Regions from separate parts of the Homo sapiens genome. Here region 1 is linked to region 2. The links are chromatin contacts, found by Hi-C in ENCODE. All regions are on one chromosome and are shown on one strand. Each heading gives the region's core, a stretch centred on a gene start or an enhancer-like site at or near the end of the contact. The rest is flanking DNA. Distances are from core to core; before and after follow the strand shown. Region 1 holds the start of CD38 (CD38 molecule). Region 2 has its middle 42 kb from the start of HS3ST1.

Region 1 (5,419 bases), core at 203-2,702, 4.3 Mb before region 2:
TACCATTTCATTTTGGATTTCACTTCATACTTTACAATACAGCCTGGAGGAACGCCTCAACTTCTAGTTTCTCTCTCCATTAAGTATCTAATTATGTGTAAATAGAACAACTAACGGGACGCTGGGAAGCCCAGGAGGCAAACATTTTGCAACCGGAACTGTTGAGTGTGCTCGGAGAGGCGAGGGAGGTCTATTTGCTCGTTTCCTCGGATTGCTTAAATGCGGGATTTTGCTATCCCAAAGCACAGAGTGTAAAGTAGCAGCTCCCCCTGCCTGCCTTCCCGGCTTCTTCTGTTTTACAAGCAACGATAATTTCCCGGTGAAAGCGAGGCCTGGGAATCAAATCCAAAAAGTGGTTGTTCCCTTTAGGAGAGGTTAGTAGCTGGAAAGGAGCATGAGAAAACTGGAAGGTCCCATAGACTAATGTGTTTTTTTTCCAAGGTTTGTACAGATTCACCGAGTTGCTGCGCCTTATCATCTAAGTAATGTCTCGGTTTTAGAAGTTGACATTGTTTTGTTAATTACTTCTCTGGTCACATGCATTTCAGGCCGCGCAAAAAGAATCGGAGTGCTGCTTTATATAAATGAATAAAACTAAGTTCCGTGGTTTGGCCCTTCTACACCCTCCTCCCCTACCACAGGCTTTGCAAACCACTTAAGTGTCCTCTGTAACCGTCCGGGGGCACTTTCGGGTCAGAGACAGCGGGCGGAAACCGCAGAAAAAGTTGAAAATGTCAGCGACACCCTGCATCTGCGAGTTCTATTCCGTCCCTGAAGCGGTGAAGCGGGCTGAGCGCGCCGAGGGTGGGCTGCAGCCCGGCGAGGGGCTGGGCTCAGGGCACCTTGCCCAGAAGGCGGGCATCGGTGCCAAGTGTTCACCGGCTACGCAGCAGAGCCACCGAGCAGCGCCCCCCCCCGCCTCCCGCGGGCACGCTCGGTGCCAAGGCCAGCTGCTCCTGAAAGCGGCCCGCGGAGCCCCGAGCCCGGGACTCCCTACTCAGCACCACCCGGCGGGCTCTCGGCTGACCCGCCACGGAAGATGCCCGGTTCCGGGCGATCCGGGCGGCTTCCCTGCGCGCGGGGCCCTGCTGTCCCCGCAGTGCCCACCGGTGCGCCTTAGTCGCCAACCCACCTCATCTCAGGATGAATTTCAGTGTACTTGACGCATCGCGCCAGGACGGTCTCGGGAAAGCGCTTGGTGGTGCCCGGACCGCTCCACTGCTGGCGCCACCTCGGGACGACCACCGCGAGCACCACGACGAGGATCAGGACCAGGATACTGACGCCAAGACAGAGTTGGGCTCTCCTAGAGAGCCGGCAGCAGGGTTTGTCCCCGGACACCGGGCTGAACTCGCAGTTGGCCATAGGGCTCCAGGCGGGGTTGGCTGGGCGAAGATGAGGCCGGCAGGAGGCTAGGCAGCAAGAGAGAGGCTGGCTGGGTTCTGAAACTGCACCTCCCCTTCTGTTTCACTTGCCTTTTCTCTGTTTCCCTTCCCACCCCCAACCCCTTGCCTCAGAGTTCCGTGGCTGGTTACACCAATAAGAGTTTAAAAGACCAACAACTATAGGCTCCTGTGCAGTGACCCACCCACTCCACCTCCAGGGAGAAACAGCCACCTTAATCCTCTGCAGGTGTCCTAAGGGGGCAGACAGTACATCCTTATACTCCCTCCGCTAACTCCCTTCATCAACCGGGCACTTTACACCTGAGCCACATTTGCTTCCTGGAAAGCATGAGGGTGGGCTGCCTGCTTCTATACGTGTGTGCACACAATGCCCTCTGCCTGGAAAAGGATGTCCTACCTCTCTTTCTTAACTCTGACAAATGCCTGGTCAACCACCTTTAAAGACTCAACTTAAGTCTGACTCCTTCTCTCAAGAGGCATCAGTGGCTAAGCTCTGGGTTCAAATTTAGTTCTTGCTGGATGACATGGGGCAAGTTACTTAACCTCTCTGTACTTCAGATGTAAAGCCGGGATAGTAGCAGTACCTACTTCATGGGATTGTTACGAGGATTAAGTGAGTTAATATCTACAACGTGTTTAGCACAATACCTGGCACATGGTAATCACCCAGTAAATGTAAGTTGTTACTACCAGCTCTAGGAGCTGCTCAGAGATGCAATTTTATAGTCCATGGAATGTGTTTGAAGCAGGGTCTGGCACACAGTAATAATACTGCACTCTATGCGGGAGTTTAATAAATAATAAAGTGGCTTTTCTTGCCTCTTCTTTATTAAGAGAACATCTGTGACATTCAAGCAGAGACCTAAGTAATGTGAGCGATCAAGTCACCCAACTCCCTTGGGGCAAACATTTCCCAAGCAGAGGAAATGGCAGGTGCAAAGACTCTGAGGCAGAAAAGCTCTTGGCCTGTTCCAGAGCAGCAAGGAGGCCAATTGTAGTTAGGCTAGAGGGTTGAGGGAAACAGAACAGAAGTTCGGAAAGTAGCAGGAGACCAGATCACCCATAGCTCTGTAAGACAGGATGACTTTTTGGACTGTGTGTTTTATTTATTTTTTATCTTTTTTATTTTGTTTTAAGTTCTGGGATACATGTACAGGACGTGCAGAGTTGTTACATAGGTAAATGTGTGCCATGGTGGTTTGCTGCACCTATCAATCCATTGCTTAGGTATTAAGCCCCTCATGTTTTAGCTATTCTTTCTGATGCTCTCCCTCCCTCCACTCTCCCCAACAGGCCCCAGTGTGTGTTGTTCCCCTCCCTGTGTTCATTGTTCAGCTCCCACTTATAAGTGAGAACATGCAGTGCTTGGTTTTCTGTTCCTGTGTTAGTTTGCTGAGGATAATGGCTTCCAGCTCCATCCATGTCCCTGCAAAGGACATGATCTCGTTCCTTTTTGTGGCTGCACAGTATTCCCTGGTGTATATGTACCACATTGTCTTTATCCAGTCTGTCATTGATGGGCATTTGGGTTGATTCCATGTCATTGCTATTGTGAATAGTGCTACAATGAACATATGCATGCATGTATCTTTATAACAGAATGATTTATATTCCTTTGGGTATATACCCAGTAATGAGATTGCTGGGTCAAATGGTATTTCTGGTTCTAGATCTTTGAGGAATCCCCATACTGTCTTCCACAATGGTTGAACTAATTTACACTCCCATCAACAGTGTAAGTGTTCCTATTTCTCCACAACCTCACCAGCATCTGTTGTTTATTGACTTTTTAATGATCACCATTCTGACTGGCATGAGATGATATTTCATTGTGGTTTTGGTTTGCATTTTTCTAATGATCAATGATGTTGAGCTTTTTTTCATATGTTTGTTGGCTATATAAATGTCTTCTTTTGAGAAATATCTGTTCATGTCCTTTGCCCACTTTTTAATGGGGTTGTTTATTTCTTATAAATTAGTTTAAGTTCCTTGTAGATTCTGGATATTAGACCTTTGTCAGATGGATAGATTTTGAAAATGTTCTCCCATGCTGTAGGTTGTCTGTTCACCCTGATTATAGTTTCTTTCGGTGTGCAGAAGTTCCTGAGTTTAATTGGATCCCATTTGTCATTTTCGCTTTTGTTGGAATTGCTTTTGACATTTTCATTATGAAATCTTTGCCCATGCCTATGTCCTGAATGGTATTGCCTAGATTTTCTTCTAGGGTTTTTATAGTTTTGGGTTTTACATTTTAAATCTTTAATCCATCTTGAGTTAATTTTTGAAAAAGGTGTAAGGAAGGGATCCAGTTTCAATTTTCTGCGTATAGCTAGCCAGTTTTCCCAGCACCATTTATTAAATAGGGAATCCTTTCCCCATTGCTTGTTTTTGTCAGGTCTGTCAAAGATCAGATGGTTGTAGATGTGAGTCTTATTTCTGAGATCTCTATTCTGTTTCATTGGTCTATGTGCCTGTTTTTGGATTTTATTTTTAACCCATTCGTGTGCATTTTATTTTTACCCATACAAGTCACCAAATGACTTGATCTGGCATATTATTTTAAAGGATCAATCTGGCTTTGGTATTAAGAATAAATTGTAGGAGGATAAGGATGGAGAACAGTTACAATGGCTGTAGTAGCAGTAATGAAGGTGGCAAAGAAAAAAAAAGATGGATTCTGAATAGAGTTTGAAGGTAGCAGCAGCAGGATTTGCTGATGAATTGGATGTAGCATTTGCAAGAAAGAGATGAGTCAAAGATGATGCCAAGATTTTTTATTTGTGTAACTGACCAAAGGAAGGAAAGCACTGCAATCTACAGTGATGGGAAAACGGGAGGTGAAGTAGATTTGGTCTTGGGAAGAGGCATGAATCAAGAATTTGGTTTTTGATGTGCTAAGTTTGAGATGTCTATTAGACCCCCAACAGGAGGCATCAAGGAGCCACTTGGGTATAAGCTTCTGGAGTTTGGGCAAGGGATTAATGCTGGAGACACTAATAAGGGAGACCTTAGATATGGACAGTTCTTAAAGCCAAGAGTGTATATATAAGATCATGTGAAGAGTGTGTGCAGAAACAGAAGAGTTTCAGAGTCTCAGCCATGGGCTACTCCTGTGACAGAGGCCAGAAAGATGAGAGAGCTTCAGCAAAGAGAACTGGGAAGGATGATCCCTGAGACAAGAGGAAGGGTGCCCTGAAAGTTATTGATGATAGTGACAAGAGGAATCATTTTAGAGGAAAGATGAGGACAAAGCCCACCCACAGCAGGTTTAGGAGAGTATGTGAGAAGATAAGTGATATCAGTAAGTTAGCTGGGGTTTGCGTGTGTGTGGAGAGCTTTTCTGTAAAATGAAATCGAGAAATAAAGCCATAGCTAGAGGATGCTGGGCAGTCAGGAGAGAATATTTTGTTCTAAGTTGAGATTATCACAGTATGTTTGTAGGATGCTGGGATGACCCAGTAGGCAGGCGACAATTGGCAATTGCTCCAGTAATTTCCCTTGACCTGCTGAGCTCAAGCGATCATCCTGCCTCAGTCTCCCGAGTAGCTGGGACTACAGGCACGCACCACCATGGGCCTGGTTAATTTTTTGCAGTTATTTATTTATTTATTTTTGTAGAGGCAGGGTTTCACCATGTTGCCCAAGCTGGTCTTGAACTCCTGGACTCATATATTGGTGAGAGGTATCCGAAGCACAGGTGAGAGTGTGGGTAGGAGCTCCACCACCTCACAGAAGAAAGATGGAAAACACAGCTTTGGGGGTTGGGAGGTTCATGGATTTGGTGATGATGATGTGGATGTACTTTTCTGCTGCTTTTCAGTGAAATGAGAAGAAAAGGTCATCTTCTGAGAGTTGGTGGGGTGCTGGTAGACCTGGAAGGAGACCAGGAGAGCAAATGGACTGTGGGTTCTCAGGGTATCATCAAGTGGTCAGGAATTTTTTAAAAGGTCGGTTAGTAGGTTGCGTTCTTTTGCCCAGCCACTCCCCACTGTTTAAACAGAAGGGTGAAAGTG
Region 2 (4,855 bases), core at 214-2,713:
CTGCCTTTGCCTGTGGCTGGTGCCCAGACTCTCCTGACACCAACGAGTCTCCTATAATTCATCTTCTTCTGCTCCTTCATGCTCAAGGTCTCTCACTTCCCTTGTTTTAGGGTCTGATTTGTTCCCAGCCTTTCTCGGGGCTCTTGTAGGCTTAACATACACACCCCTGTCTCCAGCGCAACCTCTTACCAGGATACAAAGTTCCTATTTCTTTGCAGTAACAGGAAAAATGTCCTCAGACACACTGTCTTGCCTCTTTAGAGATAGTTCCTTCTTACGGTAGAAAACCTATGACAAAAGTGGAGGTGGTAGATTTGTGAACTCACTGTGCTCTAACCATCCTAGTAAGGGTTGGTTGGGCAAGAATCATCCATGGGTACCAAGTGTCAGAGGAATTTTGAGAAATGGAATACTCCTATAGTCTCAAAAGGTCTCTCCACCGATTGCATATTAGTCAAAAAGGGGAAAAGTAGTAACTACACAGTATTAGTATAAAGAGATGTCACTTTGACAGTGTGATCAAAATTAACATTAGCAATAAGGAACAGATGGATGTCACATGCCTCTGGATGTGTGCATGGAGAGGGAATGCCATCACTTATGAGTATCCCCGCTGGGATGCATAACCTGAATCTGATCATAAAAAAGCATCAGACAAACCCACATTAAAGAATATGCTACAAGGGGCCTGTGTTCATTAAAAATGTCAGTGTCGTGAAAGTGGGAAAGACTGAAGAAAGTTCTGAATTAAAGGGAATTCAACAGACACAATTGCTAAATGGACCAGATCCTGTTTTGAAGGGAAGAGCACTTGCACATTATTATTATTGGGACAATGACAAATATGGCATATTAAAATGTAGATTAGATGAAAATATTATAACATTAAATTTCCTAAATGAAATACCATTGTGGTTAAATTATTTAAAAGAATATTCTTAGAGAATACACATTGAAATATTAAAAAATAAAAGAACAGGATGTAGCTAATCTACTTTCAAATGGTATAGAAAACAATAATTTTAGAATGCATAATTCACACACATACATGTTTGTGTATGTATGTATGTGTGCATTACTATATTTAACAATATTTGAAAGAGAGAATAGGAAAAAATAGAGGATAAAAAAGCAAATGTGGCAAAATGTTAAAACATGGCGAATCTGAAAAAAAGCATATACAGAAGTTCTCTAGAGGCTGTTTTTTTCCAGCAATTCAATGAGCTTTAGGAGTTTAAACAAATTGAAGTTTCTATTAATAGCTAGCAATTACTGTGTGCCCATGCTTTGCTATGGATTGTCCTAGGCAGATCACTGGCATTCTTTCTAAGCTTTTTCGTAGCTGTAGGTGTGGAAATTGTGTTTTCATTTTCATTTTGAGATATGAGGAAACTGAAACAGGATATGCACCCCACAGGAAGTGGCAGGGTCATAGATTTGAATTCAGACCTGGCTCACGTCTCCGCACAATAGAATGAGACAGTGCATGTGATGCCAGACAGGAAGAGGTAAGGTTCCAGCCTTTAGGGGCTCGTAGGGGCTCACAGCCCATAGGGAGAGTAGAGAGGGAAGACAGACAAGTAATTGGGTACATAGTGTGGTGTGGTAAGCAAAGTTAAATATAGTTAATTCTTTTTTTTTTTTTTTTTTTGAGATAGAGTCTCACTCTGTCACCCAGGCTGGAGTGCAGTGGCGCGATCTCGGCTCACTGCAACTTCCACCTTCTGGATTCAAGCAATTCTCCTGCCTCAGCCTCCCACATAGCTGGGACTATAGGTGTGTGCCACCCGCCTGGCTAATTTTTGTATTTTTGGTAGAGATGGGGTTTCACCATGTTGGCCAGGCTGGTCTTGAACTCCTGACCTCAAGTGATCCCCGTGCCTCGGGCTCCACAGTTAAATTCTTCTAAACTTAATTAGTAGAACACCTACTGGAGGTTGTTGTCATGCCAATCTCTTCTGCTACTAGAGACACATGTCCTGTCCTCCCAGAACTTACACTGAAGTGGATGTGACTGATGCTACAGTACATAACTGCTGAGGTAGCACATAATAGTGAAATTTTATCCAGACTACGAGGCTAAGGTTGGCTTCCCAGAGGGGATGTGAGTGTTGCCTTACTTGATTTTCAGAGACAGAATAGCCTGTGAAATTTCATTCATCCCTGAGTTCTAAAGACTTGGCATACAGGAAATTCACTAGCTGTTGAATCTGGAAAAATGATATACATGTTTTCTCTACTGTGCAGAGTCTATACTATTCTTGAATGAATGAATGAGTGAATGAGTTCCCTTCTGTGATTCCTAAGGAACCCAGGGCAATGAGGTCTTCCAGGATGTCAGCCTCTCTGTCATCCTTCCAGGTCACAAGAAAGAGCCAGCAGGTTTCAGCAAGCCGTTCCCTGGCTGATCTGGTGGTGAGAAGAATTTGGGGGTGGCGGCATGGTGACTAGCCACAGCCAGGGCAATTCCTGCACTCCCTGGCTTCCGTGTCTAGCTTTCAGGTTAGAGGAAATGCTTTATCAAGAAAAGCTACTTTGTTCTCTCTTGTTCTCTTTTATTTTTTTCCGAGTTACTCATCACTTTTTCAGTCCCTTATTCTCAGAGGAGAAAACAAAGCCACCTTCTTGAAGCTGTACCTTAGGTATTATTCTTGCCAATGCCTTGCAAAGCCAGCAGCCCAAGTGCTTTGCAGGTCAGATACAAGGGCCCTTTACCTTCAAAGATTAAAATCAGCATAGCAACAAAACATGAGGCTCTTGGTTTTACTCAGTGCTTTTCTTACATGGTCTCATTGCATTCACAGAGCAGTGTTACAGAAGGTTAGAGACCCTTGGAGATAAAACATGTAGGGATTTCCACTCTTTTTGGTGATGCCCCAAGAACCTGGGAAGGAGTGTCAGAGTCTGCCCTCTGGGGATGGGGGCTCCCTCCAGGGGCGGGAAGCCCATCTGGCTCATCTCTCTGCCCTTGGCTCAGCTGACCATGCAACTGCAGCTGCTTGCTTGGGCTTGTTTCATGCATGACAGTTTCAGTTACCTTTCACTTGAGAAATAGATCTCCCTGCTAAAAGAAAAAAAAAAAAAGAAAGAAAGAAAATGTTTGAAGACTACTGATCAGTTTCAATACCTTCATACTGTCCATAAAAACACACAGGCCCGTGTTGCACTGGCCGTCCCTTCGCATCTCACTCTCAGCGCCTCAGTGAGCTTTCTCAGCTGTGCTACGACAATGAGCATTTGCAGACCTCTTTTCCATCTTTCAAATTGTTGGCATCTCTCAACTATTCACATTGGTGGATTAATATGTTAAATACCTTTCATTGTTATTCTAGTGGAGTTTAAGGAGGAAGCAGCAATAGAATATGTATATGTATATACATATACATATACATATACATATACATACATATACACGCACACAGAAAGAGACAGAGAGGAGGGTTTTACCTTAGTCAGGGACTCCTCTCATTGCCTGAAATATTCTTCAGAGACTTGGAGCTCCAAGGTCTTGAGGAAGGCACCACAGTGAGTGGTGGAGTCGAAAACTGGAGGATTTGGTTGAATATTTCTATCAGTAGCACCTGGACTCTTTCCTTTCCCCTGCCAACCAAACATCCAAGCACCTGTCCTTTCTACTATGTCAAGAAAAGGGATTTTGTTTTGTGGAGACTTGAAACAGGAATTCTCTACCCTACTTAGAAAGAATAAGATTAAGTAAAGCTTCAATATCCCAAGGGAAATAAAGAAGCTATTGAAAATAAAAAAATAGAACAAAATACCATTAAAAGCATAATTAGAGAAGAGCATTAACACTTCTCTCCTTAAGGAAACATTGTTAACTGTTTTATAATTTGTATACCTTTTTTCCCAACAAAAAGTGTGCAATTGTTGTTAATAATAAAAGACTTTTGGTCATGATAATTAAAAAACAAAAAAGTAAAACAAACAAAAAAACCACAGGCCCAGAAAGGGACAATCACTTGCCTAAAATCACAGATCCACTTAGTACTTAAAGGCAAAGAAGGAACTAAGTGTTAGTCTTGGGTATCACATCAGTTTCTACTCCAGGACATGCAATTGCGGTACCTGGCTCAGGTGACCACAGTGAATGTAAATACCCAATGATTGGCCCAAGAGGAAAGGAAAACAATTTAAAAAATTCCTGACAGCTGCATTTCTGGAATGTCCCCACTCCTTCCTCATGCACCTGTTGCTGCCTGAACTTCTGACACTGAGTGGTTACCGGAGGCCTGGCGTCTCCTTAGAGCACTGCCACTGGCGCTGATGAACCAACTGAGGCAGACACTTTTACCTCCCTGAGCCTCACTTTTCTCCACCAGAAACTGGTTTAGGGGACAATAGCTTAGTACTGTCTCTTCTGGCTTCTATGTTCTTCTGGTTAAGAAAAAACTAACAACATTTCCCCCTGTCCTGACTTCCCAAAAGATTGAACATGAAGCTTCACTGAAATCCTGGATGGAAACATATTATTTCCAATGTAAAATGATAAAGCCTGGTCATGTGCAAGTTGCTCCCAGCTGCTGTGCCAGGGAGAGAGGGGAGGCATGCAATCAGCTTCCAGATAAAGGAGACAAGCTGTAGTGCTCAGGGCCCAACTGAGGAACATGTAAAGAGGGATTATATATATAATAAGTATCTACCTCTCTCTATATAAAGATATATATACATATATACATATATATATATATACGTATATATATATATATACATATATATATACGTATATATATATATATATATATATACGTATATATATATATACATATATATATATACGTATATATATATATATATATAGAGAGAGAGAGAGAGAGAGAGAGAGAGAGAGAGAGAA

Evidence for each region. A loop is a pair of places that touch in the nucleus more often than their neighbours do. Pooled maps may share reads with other maps.
Region 1: a map with no recorded cell type shows a loop between it and region 2 (6-fold over the local background). The contact joins the promoter of CD38 here to the enhancer-like site in region 2. A Hi-C loop is called at or near these places in 2 of 37 single-sample maps with no recorded cell type and 2 of 50 pooled maps.

Annotation. Positions count from the first base shown.
Region 1 is chr4:15,774,361-15,779,779 of GRCh38, reverse strand. It overlaps CD38 (CD38 molecule), which reads right to left and starts at 1,452. Exons shown (of 8, transcript NM_001775.4): 1 at 1,133-1,452. The coding sequence starts at 1,365. RefSeq lists silencers at 694-743, 934-983 and enhancers at 1,114-1,613, 1,025-1,667, 4,952-5,419.
Region 2 is chr4:11,468,424-11,473,278 of GRCh38, reverse strand. No RefSeq gene overlaps it. Among named protein-coding and RNA genes, the nearest start is that of HS3ST1, 42 kb to the right of the region's middle. RefSeq lists an enhancer at 2,908-3,097. Within about 2 kb of position 1,463, at least 12 of the 41 ENCODE cell types and tissues checked have a DNase peak (open chromatin) inside an H3K27ac peak, as active enhancers do.